Regions from separate parts of the Homo sapiens genome. Here region 2 is linked to region 1. A link is a loop called in an ENCODE intact Hi-C map of the cell type or tissue named here. Cell type or tissue: ascending aorta. All regions are shown on one strand. Each heading gives the region's core, and the rest is flanking DNA. Links, peaks and the distances in the headings are about the cores only.

The links. Peaks named below come from ENCODE experiments on the same cell type or tissue, not always from the same donor. Only the 100,000 strongest peaks of a DNase experiment are listed, where the experiment ranks them.
Region 2: it touches region 1 in a loop (8-fold over the local background); 2 of 110 quality-filtered maps call a loop at or near these places.

The regions. Positions count from the first base shown.
Region 1 is chr2:221,774,855-221,783,194 of GRCh38, reverse strand. No RefSeq gene overlaps it. Among named protein-coding and RNA genes, the nearest start is that of EPHA4, 210 kb to the right of the region's middle. In ascending aorta, for the core only: no CTCF peak of the experiment used is centred there; DNase peaks (open chromatin) are centred at 3,344 and 7,875; H3K4me3 peaks cover 471 bases; H3K27ac peaks cover 1,110 bases.
Region 2 is chr2:221,939,810-221,948,149 of GRCh38, reverse strand. All of the region lies in intron 1 of LOC105373900 (a long non-coding RNA gene), which reads left to right. It also overlaps the pseudogene LLPHP3. Among named protein-coding and RNA genes, the nearest start is that of CCDC140, 350 kb to the left of the region's middle. In ascending aorta, for the core only: no CTCF peak of the experiment used is centred there; a DNase peak (open chromatin) is centred at 4,809; H3K27ac peaks cover 1,581 bases.

The DNA.
Region 1 (8,340 bases), core at 221-8,220:
TTAAGCAGATGCCAGCATCTTGCTTCCTGTATAGCTTGCAGGACCATGAGCCAGTTAAACCTTTTTTAAAAACATCAATTACCCAGTCCCAGGTATTTACAGCAATGCAAGAATGGAGTAGTACAATCCCACAGTGTAGACAATGAAGGTCTCTCAAGGATTTTAATGAGAAAGATAGTATTAACCTGTTCTCATGCTGCTAATAAAGACATACTCGAGACTGGATAATTTATAAAGGAAAGAGATTTAATTGACTTACAGTTCTGCAGGGCTGGGGAAGACCTCAGAAAACTTACAATCATGGTAGAAAGGAAAGCAAACACATCCGTCCTCGCATGGTGGCAGCAACGAGAAGTGCTGAGCAGCAGGGGGAAAGCCCCTCATAAAACCATCAGATCTCGTGAGAACTCACTCACTATCGTGAGAATCTCAGCATGGGAGTAACTGGCCCCATGATTCAATTACCTTCCACCAGGTCCCTCCCATGACACACGGGGATTATGAGAACTACAATTCAAGATGAAATTTGGGTGGAGACACAGCCAAACCATATCAAACATGCATGGCCAGATTTACATATGAGAAAAATCTTACTGGCCATAGAATGGAGATGAACTGGGAAGGGGTGTGTGATGTGGGCAGAGTGGGAACTATTGCCAGTAGCTGCTTGTTATTCTCCTAACAGCGACTTCATTGTTTCTCTCTTCTTTCCCTACCCTGTCTGTGGACCCATGGTCAAAAGGTACAGTAACCAGAAATTCAGCTCACTTGGCCCAGCAGGTGGGCACGTGACCAAAATACCTAGAGTCCTTCTACCTCCTGTTTTTAAAATGGCCTTGGCAGATGTAGCCCATGGGGCAGATTGCATAGAAATCAAACACTAAATAGATTAACTGATTCCAATCAAGTGAAGGAGAAATCTAGACGAGAAGTTACTAAACTCATGAACTCAAAACAGGTGATGATAGGTAAAAGACGTTTCAAATAAATTAGGAAACAGTTTAGCTTTAACTCAGGAGATTCAGTTCAGCTATATGGGCCCCATTTTTAGGACATGGGGTTAGCATTCCCTAACTGTTGATTGTTTTAAAAAGGGCTTTCAGCTGGGCACGGTGGCTCACACATGAAATTCCAGCACTTTGAGAGGCCATGGTGGGAGGATTGCTTAAGGCCAAGAGTTCGAGCCCAGCCTGGGCAACATAATGAGAACCCCCCCCCCCACCCCCAACCCTGATCTCTACAATAAATAAATAAAGACATACATACATATATACATAAAAGGACTTCATCCTGCCTGTCAGGAAAGTTAAGACTATCAAGTTGAAGGGCTTTAGTCCCTAGTGTCTGTGTCTAAATTTCTGGTTAATGAGAAAAACCAATCAGTGGGAAGGTAGCTCCAGTTTTCTGGGAATTATAAAACTCTTTCCTTATCAGGTGTTTTCCAACCTTGGAAGATTTTAGAGTTAACCACAAGGAGGATGAAGTAAACAAAACCCACACTCTTCAACGTTTTTGTGTTGAATTTAAGACAACTGCAGTATGTCTGATACTTAAAGTGTTTGTAATGTTTGTAAAGTGTTTTTAACGTTTAAAGATTCTGGCATATAGTCAACCTTGTAATTAGCCATGTGATTCTAGTTTAAATGTCTAATTTAGTGGTTGATTTTAGACTAGAAAGTTCCAGGAGAAGCTGGCTAAGTTTGTAAACAGTATTGAAAGATTTAAGAGAACTTAAGGGTCACGATATTTAAAAGTTTAATTTATTAGATTTATAAGAATTGCTTAGGTTCTTGGAAAAGTTTTGCTTGTTAGTGAAGTATTTGAAGTACTTAAAAAGAAAATCATATATATTACATTTATAAATGTGGTTTAGACTGTTTAACTGAACTTAATTGCCAAAATTGTAAAGTATCCCTTAAAATTTTATTAGATTTATAGATAGAATAATAAGATTTGTAGTTTGAACTTAAAAGCTGGAAGAAAAAAAAAACTCCATTACATTAGTATATTGAATATTTATCTTAGAAACCAAGTTGCTGCACACAGTCTTTTATGTGTACAAACCTTGTCCTCAAGGACCTCAGAAAACGCCTAGTGATTATTTTTCTGGGATTTTTTGGACTGAGGTGAGGTGAGAGGTGACTTTTTCTCTCTGGGCTTGAGCTGAAAGGCTGGTGACCTGTGGACTGCAGTGAGAAGCAGCCTGTCTGCACTGAGAGAATGAAGCTGACAGGCAAGGTATTTCTGAAGGGATGTCAATTCCCCGTTCCGGTCAACCCTAGGGCCAGCTCCAGTGCTACCTTTATGGTGAGTTATGTGAACCGAAGCATTTTTAAAATTTTCTTTTGCTGGTTGGAGTTGAGTCTCTAGGGAGGAGCCAATATTAATGGCACCTGTGGGTAGGATTAGACTGTATAATTTGAAAAAGCAAAACAAAATAAAGAGATTTAATATTTTGGTCCTCACGTAGCTTCTTTCTGAGCGATATTTTCCTATTATCTTCTTGTCGTTTGAAAAGTCCTGGCTGTTGAACCCTGCCCTCTCCAGGGGCCCCTTCCCTCACCAAGGCCAGGGAGCTGGGCAGATCCAGGAAGAACCAGTTATCAGGGTAAGAATACTTCCCTTCTCCTCTCCCCTTCCCTTTTGTCCTTAAGTCTGAAGATATGAGAGCAGGAGGAGGAGCAGTGATGTGAGTAAACCTGAAGTCATTGTGCATTTTTTTCTCAGTTCATTATGTGACTAATCTCCAGGTTTAAAACAAAACAAAACAAAACAAAACAAAAAAACTCTAGTACAGAGAAAGTTGTGGATCTGTCATTAGGACTTTGAAATGGTGCAAGCTCAATAGAATTCCATTGGGTGGGGCCTATATCCTGACTTCAACAGTTAGAGGACTGTGATCCTGTTAATTTAAATTAAGAATTCAAATCAGAGGAACAGATTTAGGGGGGAAAACGGGGGTTTAGTTTAGTAAAAGAAGAGTTTGAGGTACTGTGAGTTAGCCTGTTGGGAATACCCTTTAGGCCATAGGACACACGGTTCTAAAATTTAGAAAGCAGACTGGGACTGGAGAAGCAGATTTTAGAATGATGGCTATTGAGATGGTTATTAAAGCCTGAGCTCCTGTGTTTTCTCTCCCTCTTGCTGGTTGAAAGTCATTTTGCTAGGCACTAGCCAGGGCAATGTATCAGTTAGGAATCTGTTTGGCTCAAGCAACAGCAAATCCATCATAGAGTGGTTCAAATAGATAAATTCCTTTCATTATTAACTAACAAATTCCTTGGAAGGAGGCCGCTACTGGCTTTGGTTCCATGACTCAGTGATGCCGGCCGGGTCCAAGGTTCCTGCCATTGTCTTGGCATTTCCCTCATGTTCTCTAGATGGTTGCTGTGGTCTCCAGGCACAGAATCTGCATTCAAGGCAGGGCCAAAAGGCAGACGCAAGTTATATTGTTTGTTTTAAATAAGAAAGCCTTTCTTACTCAGCCCAGCAGACTCCTGCTGAAGTTCCATTGCCTAACACAGTGTCACATGGCTACCTTTAGCTTCAAGGAAAGCTAGGACAGGAAGCAAATGAAAAGGGAGTTCAGAGTAATGGTAGAGTCAGCCTATGAATTATGATTCCTCCCACTAGAAGTTTACAGTGTCATGATTATTATTCCCTGACCCAGGAACCTAGGGTCCAGACCTGGTCCATGATGGATGACTTTTAGTTTGATCCTGTGATTTATTTTCTTCCTTCCTTGAAACTTTCTTGGCCTTCTGGAACTCAAGCAGTCCCTTTCCGAAGTCTGCAGAAGAAAAAAATTATTTAAGCATCCAAAAGTATAGAGGAAAAAAAAAAAAAAAAGAAAGGAAAGGAAAAAAATGTTGCTATCTGACAATTCTGGATCTTCTCAAATGTACAAAGTGTCTGGATAGTCATAACAGTCTCCAAACTATCCTTCTAAAATTTAAAGGTGGGAACAACTTTAATCTGATGGAGAATCTGCGTAAACAGCGGAGAACCTCTGGCTTTGGACTAAGATTCTGGCAAATACTGTCTAGCTGCACAGTTTTGAATTTGCCAGAAGCGTCAGGCTCTGTCTTGTCCTACTTGAACCACTGAGATATCCCTCCTAAAACGACAGTATTGCAGCAATTAAGTGTCTTATCATGGCCAAAAAAGAATAAAGGGAAAAAAAAACACACACACACAAGAAAAGAAATAAACTCTTCTATGGTTTCTTTGCTCAGGGTTGCTATTTTTACCATACCAGGTCAACGCAGGACACTAAAGTGTAAAAGTTAAATCTACATTTATCTTTAAGGAGCACATAAAATTGGAACCTCAGTTAGAAGAGCTTTGGTTTTATGTTCAAACCTCTCCATTGCTCTGAGAGGTTCAGTGGGGGACTTGCCATAGAGTTGTGCTCATAGAAAGATATTTGATTCCACCAAGTTGTGAACTGGAAGCTGAGTGCTAATCTTAGCCCCCACTGCCTATCATACACTGTAGAATAAAAAACTGCTGCCATGAAATGTTAACTTTACAACTTACTACTTGACTTCCAAAATGATTTTTCTGCTTTGTTCTGTATAACCCAAACATGTTGTTTATTTCCTAGTGGGAAGGTCACATACATCTTCAATTTTAAATACATCTCCCTTTAAGTAGCAATGAATGGTCTCCCCAGAACTTGCTTCCTATATCAGACATTTAGAAATCAAATATTTTTCCACTGAGTTTTTATTATGCATTTAACAATGCTTTGTTTTGATTTCTGATTGATGTTCCATTGGCAAAGGCTCCTAAATGCTCTAAGCATAAGATACCCTCCGCCTACAACTTCTGTGTCACGTCGTTAATATTTCATAGGATCTGAACATGCTGTAGGAGCTTATTAACCTATATAATGAGATGGAGAATTTTATTCACTGAAATTCCAAGGCCTGTTCCCTATGAGATTAATAGCAGTCACAGACTTCCCTGGGGGCCCTGTGTGAAGAGGAGGGGCACGAGTTGAGAGGGGAGTACTTGAGTGGAGTAATTGTATGGGAAAGAAGGAGAGGCAAGTGGCATCATGGCACCAGGAAAAGAAGGGGAGAAAGACACAGAGAGAAATACACACAGAGAGAAACACACAAAAAGAGAGTGGGTGGGACAGAGTAGGAAGCACAGCTACTATAGGATCTCTGGAGAGAAGGTATTCTAAGGAATTTTAGGATATTTTGCTCTGTAATGTGCTGTCTGTAGTTAAAATTGTGCACATTTGTCTTACTCTGTTTTGTATTGCTGTAAAGAAATACCTAAGGCTGGGTCATTTCTTTCTTTTTTTCTTAAAAAAAAATATTTACTTGGTTCATTATTCTGTTGGCTGGAAGATCAGGCATCTGGTGAAGGCCTCGGGCTGCTTCCAGGCATGGTGGAAGACCAAGGGTAGCTGGCATGAGATCACATGCAGAGATCTCATGGCCAGAGAGGAAGCAAGAGGGAAATGGAGGAGTGCCAGGCTCCTTTTCATAACCAGCTCTCGTGAGAAACAATGGACGAAGAAATTATTACGGCAAGCACAGCACTAAGCTGTTCATGAGAGATCCACCCCCATGACCCAAACACCTCCTGTTAGGCCTTACCTCCCACTGTGGGGATAATATGTGAGGCTTGAGGGGGGACAAACATCCAAACCTATAGCAACACTCTTTCAAAAAAAACTAAATATAAATATTTCCAAAATATAATACAATGTTATTAGCTATAGTCCTCATGCTGTACATTAGAACTTAAGAATTATTCATTCCACATAACCCTAACTTTGTACCCTTTCATCTTCCCACTTTTGCCCCTTCCCACCCTTGGTAACCACATTGTACTGTTTCTAGGTGCTCATCTTTTTTTTTTTTTTCCTTTTGGGGTTCCAAATAGAAGTAAGATTACGCAATATTTTTCTTTCTGTGTTTAGCTACTTGAAATTTGCTAAGAAAATAGATTTTATGTGTTCTTACCATAAAAAAAGGTTAAAATTTTTTAGAAATTTAAAATGCAATGTGTACTATGCCCATAGTATACATAGTTGGTCAAAGTATAATGAAAAATAGACTAATAATTACTTTGATCTGATCATTTTACATATATGTATCACTATGTGTCCCATAAATATGTATACTTATGTGTCAATTAAAAAATTGAATATTTTCAATAGAAAAATGAGGAGTAATTATTCCAGTAATCATAAAAATGATTAACTTCAATGAAGAGGAAACAAGATGATATCAGGAAGAAAACGTGAGGGCTTCACAGTTACTAGTAATGTTCTAATTCTTAAGATAAGAGGTACTTACATAGGTTTATTAAAAATAAATGAATAGGTTAGGCATGATGGCTCTCACATGTAATCCAAGCACTTTGGGACGGCAAGGTTGATGGATTCCTTGATCTCAGGAGTTCAAGAGCAGCCTGGGTAATATGGCAAGACCTTGTCTTTATTAAAAATTATTATAAAAAACTCAGTGGTGCATGGTGGCATGCACCTGTAGTCCCAGCTACTCTGGAGGCTGAGGTGAGAGGATTGCTTGAGCCTGGGAGATTGAGGCTGCAGTGGGCTGTGATCACACCACTGCACTCCAGCCTGGGTGACAGAGTGACCATGTCTCAAAAAATTAAAAAAAATTAATGAATATAATCAGTTTTTTTTTTAAAAAAAAGGATTTACACAATTTACTTAGCCACTGAAGTCAGATGTATGTTCTGAGAGATACACCAATGGGCAGGACTGGCCTCAAGCCAGCCAAGATGTATTTGGGATACACTCATAATTTAAGCCTCTTCACAATTCAACAATAAGGTTCATAATTTCAACTATAAGTAGCACGTTACAGAGTGAAACATCCAAACATTCCTAAGGATGCATCCTGGGCCGGAAGACTCCACCACAGCTGTGATTCCCACTCTATCCTGTCCATTCTCACTTTCTTTGTATTTATCTCCATTTCTCCCCGTGTGTATTTCTCTCTGTGTGCCTGTCTCTCTCCCTTTCTCTTTCTCATCCCACCATACTATTTGCCTCTCCTTCTTTCCCACACAAGCTCTCCTTTTTGCCTGGCCTCCAGTTGCTGAGAAAATTGTTTCTTTAAAGTGGGCATTTCCCAGTGAACTGTGATGTGTCCTGGACAGTATGTGTATAGTGGAAAGAGTGTCAAGCATGGAATTGAAAGGCCTGGCTTCCAATCCCTACTGTGCCATTCACTAACTCCTCACCTCAACTTTCTTACCTATAAATGAGGCTTCAGCACAAAACTGTGAGAATTAAATGATATAATGTCTGTAAAGTCTCCTTCCACAGTGTCTGGCACATAATGATTTTAATGGATCTTGCATCTGGATCAGTGGAGAATACCTAAATTACACCATCAGACTATTTTTACCCTGATATGCCCATATGGGGTAGAAGTAAAGAGGCATTTCTATTACTAATATAATTTTCTAATCAAGAACTACCTCTGGGGTCATCAAAAAAAAAATCCAAATTAGTATCAACAGACCCATTATTCTCCCTTTTAAAAAAATACAAAACTAGTTAAGTGTTGCTGACTTTGTACCAACAGGAAAGTTAGGGGAAAAACTAAAGGATAAAATCCTTGTAATTTCGGCTCCACACATACCTTCAGCAGGTTCACTGTAGAATAATTTATTTTTTTCCATTAATCGGGCCAAAGGCAACATTTGTGCCCTGAACCGCTGGAGCTCTGACAGCGAGGCGCTAGGTGCACATTATCCACCGAGCGTTTGTGCTGGAGAGCAGGTGGCCTCTGACCCACGGGATTGAGAATGCAGAGAGGGAGAGAGGAAAGGAGCCCACTGCAGCATCTTGGGCTGGATTCACAGAGCAGGGCACGTACCCTGGCTCTCACAGCCAATAGTCTTTGTGAAAACACGGCTTTCTGAGGAGCGCTCCCACGTTGCTGCCCATGTACACTTCAGCTCGGCATCTCTGTCTTGCCTAAGGAACACCAGAGAGATGGAATCACCTTACAATCTCTGTAATGAGTGCCAAAAAGGTACCCGAAGGGCTATACCTTGGTCTCCATCCAAAACACAACATCTCACTGTTAATTAAAGCTGCATAACACTCCAGGGTTTTCACCAGGGAGAGAAGCAACTGCAGCATAAAATGATGGCGATTCCTAAAATAACCTCGGGCACTCAAAAAGCACTGTTGGGTAAGAACGGTGCAGAGAGGGACTAAAAAGACATTTTCTTGTCACCCCTGCACTGTCAACCTGCAGATCTTAAGCTGGGCACTGTCCCCCTTTGTTAATTGAGCCAGAGAGCCCTGCCCTACCCTTGTGCTTTATAAATCAG
Region 2 (8,340 bases), core at 318-8,317, 160 kb before region 1:
CCAGAAGTCCACCAGGACAGTGATGAAAAGATCACCGGTTACTTTGTACCTCACACTGCCATGGGTCTACAAAGGGACAGTATCGGATCTCTTTTCCTCAAATATAAGTTATGGAAAATCTGATTTATCTCTGCACTTTCAGAAGCCAAACAGCCCCAAAAATCTCTTCTGTTATTTTGAATTCATTAAAATGCCATGATTTCTAACAATCTTTTCAAGGAAAGAGAATAGCCATGTTTTTTTTCCAGATCCTGAAATATTGATGTTGCTGTTGTTTTTACTCATAGAAAATTGGACATAGTCAATCTTTCATGAATATCTTTCTGCTCATTCCATGTAGCAAGAAAGACAGTGAGAACAGAGGCCCTGAAGCCTGAATTACAGATTTTGCCATATAGAAGAGTTCCAGAAACTATTTGTGGAAGATACATTTCAAAAGAAAACTAAAAAACAATTCATTTTTCCTGGGTCTTCTTTAATATATAGACAAAAAGTTGCTACTATGATTATTATCTCCAATTTACTGGAAAATACAATAGTACATAATTTTCAAGTTGATGCCTTTAACTGGAAGGAAAGGGTCAGTTATTTAGTTCCTCTAAGTGTGTATAGTAAATTCTACTTAAACCCACTTAGTTTTGTTCATTTGATGAATGCTTTAAATATAATGAGAGCCCTCTTATAGTCTTAAATTTCTAGTAAAGAAAAAAGCTATGCAGTATGTGGATCTAATGTACAGATTGCTACAGCTCAAATCTAGTAGCTAACTGAAGATAAAATCAAACTAAGGGGAACCTTGGTGAAGTTATTGTTTATCCAGTGGTTATTTGTAAAAAGTCTCTGAAACATGAAGTTTCAGTCAGCCTCTTCAGAAGTTCCAGAAGATAGCAGCCACAGACTTTATTGCTGAAGAGTTTATGAGTATTTTTAATGACAATGGGGACTGCAATGGTTTCCTAAGAGGCCACTACAGGGACCTGTCTCTTCATCATTGGAACTGAGAGCCCTAATTCCATCTCAGCTGTAAAATTACTATTCCAGTTCCTTGGAGTATCTGAGCAATGTCAACCACAACATGCTGTTCAATTTCTCCTTTCTCTTTGGCCATGTGTGGATTTAAGATTGGTGTTACATATTGCTGGATTTTAAGTTCTGCAGTGAAAATGGAAAGAAATACACAAAATGCAATTGTGGTTTATGCTCATACCGTGGACAAATGGAGAGCCTTTAGAGAGAAAGTAACTAGACAGAAGGAATGTTTGTGACGTCCACATTAGAAACCCAGACCCTGGAGACAGATAGGAACATAGTGACTCTGAAGCAGCAGGAGGAGACAGAAACCTATTTTAATATTGAGTGTTAGGCGGGATTAAGGCCATTTGCAAAATCACACTAAACCCATCAATCTCACTGGATGTCATGTTGGATTGGAAGTTAGCACTGTTGCTAGCTATGTGGGCTTCAGAAAAAACACTTACATTCTCTCACCTATATGGTGTAGATCAGGGGTCCCCAACACCTGGGCCATGGACCGGTACTCGTCCATGGACTGTTAGGAACTGGGCCACACAGCAGGAGGTGAGGGGCAGGCGAGCAAAGCTTCATCTGTATTTATAGCTGCTCCCCATTGCTTGCATTATTGCCTGAGCTCCACCTCCTGTCAGATTAGCGGTGGCATTAGATTCTCACAAAAGCATGAACCCTATTGTAAACTGTGCCTGCGAGGGATCTAAGTTGCATGCTCCTTATGAGAATCTAATGCCTGATGATCTGTCACTGTCGCTCATCACCCCCAGATGGGACCATCTAGTTGCAGGAAAACAAGCTCAGGGCTCCCACTGATTCTACATTATGGTGAGTTGAATAATTATTTTATTATATATTACCATGTAATAATAAAAGAAATGAAGTGCACAATAAATGTAATGTGCTTAAATCACCCCAAAACCATCCTGCACCCCCAGTCTGTGGAAAAATTGTCTTCCTCAAAACCGGTCCCTGGTGTTAAAAAGTTTGGAGACTGCTGGTATAGATGAGAGAACATTTATTCCGAATGGACAATTACAAAGGCAGTTCCAGGAACAGAACAAACATAGATTTTAGAGTCAGAAGATCTGGATTTGCATTCCCGATCCATCATGTACCAGCTGTGTAAGTTTCCTTGAACAATCTTCATTTAGGATCCATGGATAGTTCCCCTGCAAGAAGGCTGTGAAAAACAGAAGAGGTGATCTCCAAGGAGTGTCTACACATGCAGGTGTTCTGGTAAAAGTTAGTTTTCTTCCTCTCTTTATTCTAAAGTCTTTTCCAATTTGAAATTCTACAAAGTACTAATGGACTAAGATCAAGTTTTCCTGCAGCATGCTTGAATAGGTTTGTAACTGCTGCTGTCTCAGGGGTATATGTGACACCTGGCGCATGTGAAGGATTTTAAAATTTAATGTTAGGGATGCCTAGCAAATATCAAGAGAGGAGTGAGAGGTGAAGAAGGACCAGTTGATATCATCAAATATGCTATCTTTGATACTTGCTCTTTTGTTTTAGAGTCTGTGATGTAAAGCTGTTTTGTATCACAGTGTAGTAGTATAACTTTGAAGGTCATAAGTAGGTCAGAGTTTGAAAATGAAAGTTATTTCCAAACATGTACCGTGGGACATGAATATTCGTGGACTTGTACTCATTTTTCATTCATTATATTGCTTTTCAAGATAAATTTTAAAAAATCTTATAATTAAGAGATCTTAAAAGTGGACTCAGAAAACAAGAGAATACACACTAGAGGTGTAATTCAGCATCTAGTTGAAGTAGTTTCTCAAAGGTTTTACTTAAATGTGTAGGAAAAATCCCCTCTGAAAACAAACAAAAACCCCAAACACCTGTGTTACAAGTCTTGTTAAAATAATTCAGCAATAAGACCCAGCAATCCCATTTTTAGATATTTGACCTGAAGAAATAGCATCACAATTGGGGTTCATATGTTTAACGCAGCATTTTCTTTAAGAGTAACTAATTGGAACTGACCTACTTTTCCCTCAATAGGAGAATAAACAACAGTACATACGTACTATGAAATATGATATTGCCATTAAAAAGAACGAGGCAGATCTATGCATGCTGCCATAGGAAGACATCTCTGATTTATTGTTAGGTGAAAAACAGCAAATTACTGAGCAATTTGCCTAGTATGTACCCATTTTGAAACAAAAAACATTTTTGTTTATATATGTGCATAAATGTATCATACAAATGAGTGTGTGTGCATGCGTATTAGGCTAACATAGAAAAAGATTTGAAATAATACTTGCATAGCTATTTACAGTGACAAATGTTTTTTTTTTTGTATCAAAGAAAATATTTTATTCAAGTTCCCAAAACAAACTTGAGGAGTTATGCTGGGTTTGAATTGAAGAAAAAAGGCCAAGTTAAAATAGGAAAACAAATGGTTTTCATTTGGTGGCAGTTGAAATAAAAGTATACACGTGTATACATTGTAATCCGTCATCTATCCCATGTGGCATTTTCCAAGGTTTTAAGAGTCTACCAGGCCAAACCCTTTGCCACTTTCACTGCTTTTGCTTTGTTTTTCTCCTTTCTTTTCTCTCGCTTTGCCTTTAGCCTTTTTCTTTGCCTTTGGTTCATCCATATTGGGTACTGTCCATGCTGGTCTAGAAGAGTCTTTTTGTTTCTCTTAATATCAGTCTCCATTTTCATGTCATCTTTTTCATCTTTTACCTCACATTGCATTTTCTCTTGGCAATGTTTGGGTTTGGGTACCACCACAGTTGCTATCTCTTGAACATCTTTCATTAAAACGTCATCGTCTAGTTTGAGAATACTTTTAAGCCTGCTGACCTCCTCTGGGGCATTCTTTTTTCTCTTTTCAGCACGCATCTTTCTTTTCCACTTACTCCATAAGCTTTTAGCCATATTTTACCTGAGAAACGAACACACACACTTCAGGATCACGCCGACCGGCGACAACTCTTGAGGTTAGTGGTTTTTGTCTTTATAATGCAATTCTATAGTGATGTAACTTATTACCACAAATGTAATAATTTTACAATCAAAAATAAAATGTAAATATGAGTCTTGGTCTTGAAATGACTTGGCAAATCAACACATTTCTTCTGCTCCTGTCCCCTTTCCCACCTCCCCAGTTATTTAACACTGAAATATTAATACTTCAAAGACCTAAGGACTAAATATAAAATAAATTAGTTCTTAGTGTTAGCTCTTGTGTTATTCTGCCCTGAATCCAATCCTGACACTTCCACTAGCTACTTGTGTATTTCAGAAAATATACAAGTTCCAATGCTCAGCTTCCTCACCTATTAAATAAAAAAAAAAAAAAATTGACATAAACAAAGGAGTTGGGCAGAGAAATTTTCTTCCATTTCTGAGATACTGTGTTTTCTGTTGAAACAAAATAAATTTCATGGTCCTTTGCAGCATAATACTTTCTCCCATGTACTTCACACTTTATAGTAAATAACTCATTACTTTACTGGAGGAATGACTAACAATGATATCATAATGCTCAATTTAGTCCTGATTTTTTTGTTGTTGTTCTGAGTATCTTGAATGTGAATCTGTGGACCACTAACACACCTTCAGACCTTCAAAACTTCTGCACAAGGAAGGTTCAGAGGTTCTGACCTTCCTTTTGGAAAATGGTGACCAAGTGCATCCTCATGTTAGGGTTGACAAGTATTGAGGGTACACTGTGCTCTTCTCATTCTCTCCTGGGCTTGCTTGCATTTGAAGCTAGCTGCCCTTTTCCTACCCTGCAGAAGGCTCAGAATTGTGGCTGGCAGACTTCCTGGAACATTGTGTCACAAACCCTTGTTCTTTTTATTGCTCAGCTGGTCCAGGGCATATATTTGCAGCAAGCTGGCCTTTCAAGAGAATGCATTATGAATAAAGGCCACTGCGATTTGTTTGACACCATTAAAGTTATTTTGCTTTCTCTGACCAGAGTGAGATCATCAATTACTTTCCTTCTCTGAAGAACTGAGTAAACATGACTCTAAGGATCACCCATTACTTGCAGAGCAATGAGAGGCACAGAAGACGCTTTGCCTGCCCTTGGAAGTTTAAATTTGTATTGTGGGAGACAGAAGGGCTAAAAAATAAATCACAAATGTAGAATGTGATGTGCCATTTAAAAAAGCAGCAAAGATAAATGTACTGAACAAAGAGATATGAAACTATGTTCTGAGGAAGTACTGAAGTGGCTTCTTGAGGACTTTAGAAAAGCACTTTCCCCAGAAACACATCAGGGAGAAAAGTCAGAGATTTGTATGATATCACTATGATAAAGGAATTTCTAGAACAATTTTTATAGTAATAGTTTAGGCCACATTGGACTGATTTGTATTTATCAAGCTAAAATAAAGTTATCACTTTTATATTTCCAGTAGATTAATACTCTATAGGAGTTCAGATGGCCAGAAATTGAAGAGGTGCTCTCTATGGCAGTCTTCCTCTATGTGGGGTCTAAACAAGACCACCTATTGTGGAATAAAGAAAGAATACTAGATCTTTCAAAATTTTTTTTTACACTGTTCTCTAAAATGTTCTACCTTTGTATTTGTTTTATAACAGTCATGACACATTAGTAAATATTACAAGAATATAATTTCTAAATATACACTCATGGTTAGGGTTGCATACCTAAAGACACTTTAATTTGTGAAATATGTATTTGTTAAATTTTACTTTAACTCAGTTATTTTGAACATTTTGATTAGTAGTTTAAATGACACTTGTAGAAATATGATAGTCAAAAAATTTAGAAATCAGTGCTTTTGAAAAAAATAACTCCTAATTTAATTTGTACAGTAAAATATAATCTTTTTTATAAAGGAAGCTTACTCTTTTAAAAGCAAATCTAGTGTTTCTTCTGAATTTCTTACATATCAGAACAATCTTTAGTCTGAAAAAGTTGGCAGAAAAATCCATGATTAATAGATAAATAGTATTCTTTTCAAATGCTTCTGGCTTTTAAGCTAAGCCACCAGGGATTTGCATGTGGGGAAAGAGTTTTGAAGGTAAGAGGTTTTTCTTCTTATGATTTGAATGCAATGCTTTTGGGATTTCTGTGATTTATTGGTAGTAAAGTGACTTTGGTAGGATGAGCTACTTGAAGCTTTTCTTGTCACTGTGCTGTTACTAATACCTGGAATCCACCCTATCTCCAGAGTCCATCCCCTGCACCAGGTAGACTGTGGTCATTTGGTGCCACCAGCTCTGTCTTTCCATTTTATTCTCTGTCAGGTTCCCTCTCACACCCTGCAGCAGGTGGGTTATTCTTATTGAATTCATGTGTAATTATGGAAAATTTCTTGAATACCAATATGACATTTAGTTTTGATCAAGGGATTCCCTACTAATTCCGTGGCTCATGGAAGGGGTGGAGATTTCTATCTTCTTTCAAGAGTACCTTTTCAAGAAAGGGTAAATTGGCATTTGGACAAAACTGTTGTAAACTGGCACATCCTCTTGATTTATAAAATGATTTTCTCTCCTTCAAATAAAAAATGAGAATGGAATTTTATTAATGGAATAGTCATGGTGCAAGATATTCTTAATATCTGTATTAGCCTGGGGTCTCCAGAGAAATAGAACCGAGAGAGAGAGAGAGAGAGAGAGTGTGTGTGTGTGTGTGTGTGTGTGTGTGTGTGTGTACACACCCAGAGAGAGGTTTTAAGCAATTGGCTTACATGATTGTGGAGGCTGTCAAGTTCAAAGTCTGCAAGGTAGACTGGCAGGCTGGAGACCCAGGAAAGAGGTGATGTTGCAGGTGGAGAACAAAGGCCGTCAGCTGGCAGAATTCTCTCCCCTGGGGACATCAGGCTTTATTATTGTTGTTGTTATTATTATTATTATTATTATTATTATTCTTAAGGCCTTCAACTAACTGAGTAAGGCCCACCTACATTACGGAGGGTAATCTGCTTTACTCTAAGTCTACTGATTTAAGTGTTAATCTTATCTAAAAAAATGCCTTCACAGAAACATCTAGAATAATGTTGGACCAAATATCTGGGGACTGTGGCCTAGCAAAGTTGACACATAAAGTTAACTATCACAATATCTTGAAAAACCTCTACTCTGAACTTTCTTTCTTTCCTTCTTTCCTTCTTTCTTTCTTTTCTTTCTTTTTTTCTTTTTCTTTCTTTCTTTCCTTCCTTCCTTCCTTCCTTCTTTCTTTCTTTCTCTCTCTCTCTTTCTTTTCTTTCTTTCTTTCTTTTTTTTTTGACCGAGTTTCACTCTGTCACCCAGACTAGAGTGCAGTGGCGTGATCTCGGCTTACTGCAACCTCCACCTTCCAGGTTCAAGCAATTGTCTGCCTCAGCCTGCCGAGTAGCTGGGATTACTACTGCACATTACATATTCTACAAAATTCCTCCTTACACACCCCTCTGTACTAGAAAATAATTATAGTTCAGTGATGTCACTTCAACAAAAGCATTATGGTTATTTCTTTTACAGAGAAGTCAGAATAAGCTTTCCTTATTAAAGGCATTATTATATCCTTTTCAGAGAAGTTAGAAATAAGCTTTCCTTATTACTAAAGGCATGAACTTGCTGTCTAAAACCAAACTGTTTACCAGTTTTTCTCTCAAGAGCCAAAATGAGGAGGGTGTGGTATGGATTAGAGTGCTGGATGCCCGCCCAAGTATGGAGTTCAGAAAAGACCAGCAGGTGACATGAGGCAGAGGAAGTCTCCCCAAGCACCTCCCCAGTGGGCAAAGCAATCATTTTCTCTTTTACCAGATTCATACCTTTCTAAAGAAATACATTTTTGTAAATGTCAGCCCTTTTTAAATTGGAAAACACCCAACTACTGTGAGAAATTAATATTATTAAAAGTCGCAGTTAGCCCTCACATCCAAAATATCTTCCAGAGTTCAATTCCAAAACTGCATCTCCCAAAGAGCTCACATTTCCTTTCCCTGAATTGGATATGCCTATAGATAAGCATTAGAAAAAGAATATTTCGGCTGGGTGCGGTGGCTCATGCCTGTAATCCCTGCACTTTGGGAGGCTGAGGCGGGTGGGTCACCTGAGGTCAGGAGTTAAAGACCAGATGGCCAACATGGCGAAACCCCATCTCTACCAAAAATACAAAAATTAGCCAGGTGTGGTGGTGGGCGCCTGTAATCCCAGCTACTTAGGAGGCTGAGGCAGGAGAATCGCTTGAATCTGGGAGGCGAGGCGGTGGTTGCAGTGAGCTGAGATCCGTCACTGCACCCCAGCCTGGGCGACAGTGCGAGACTCCGTCTAAAAAAAAAAAGAAAAAAAAAAAAAGTCCAGGCGCAGTAGCCCACGCCTGTA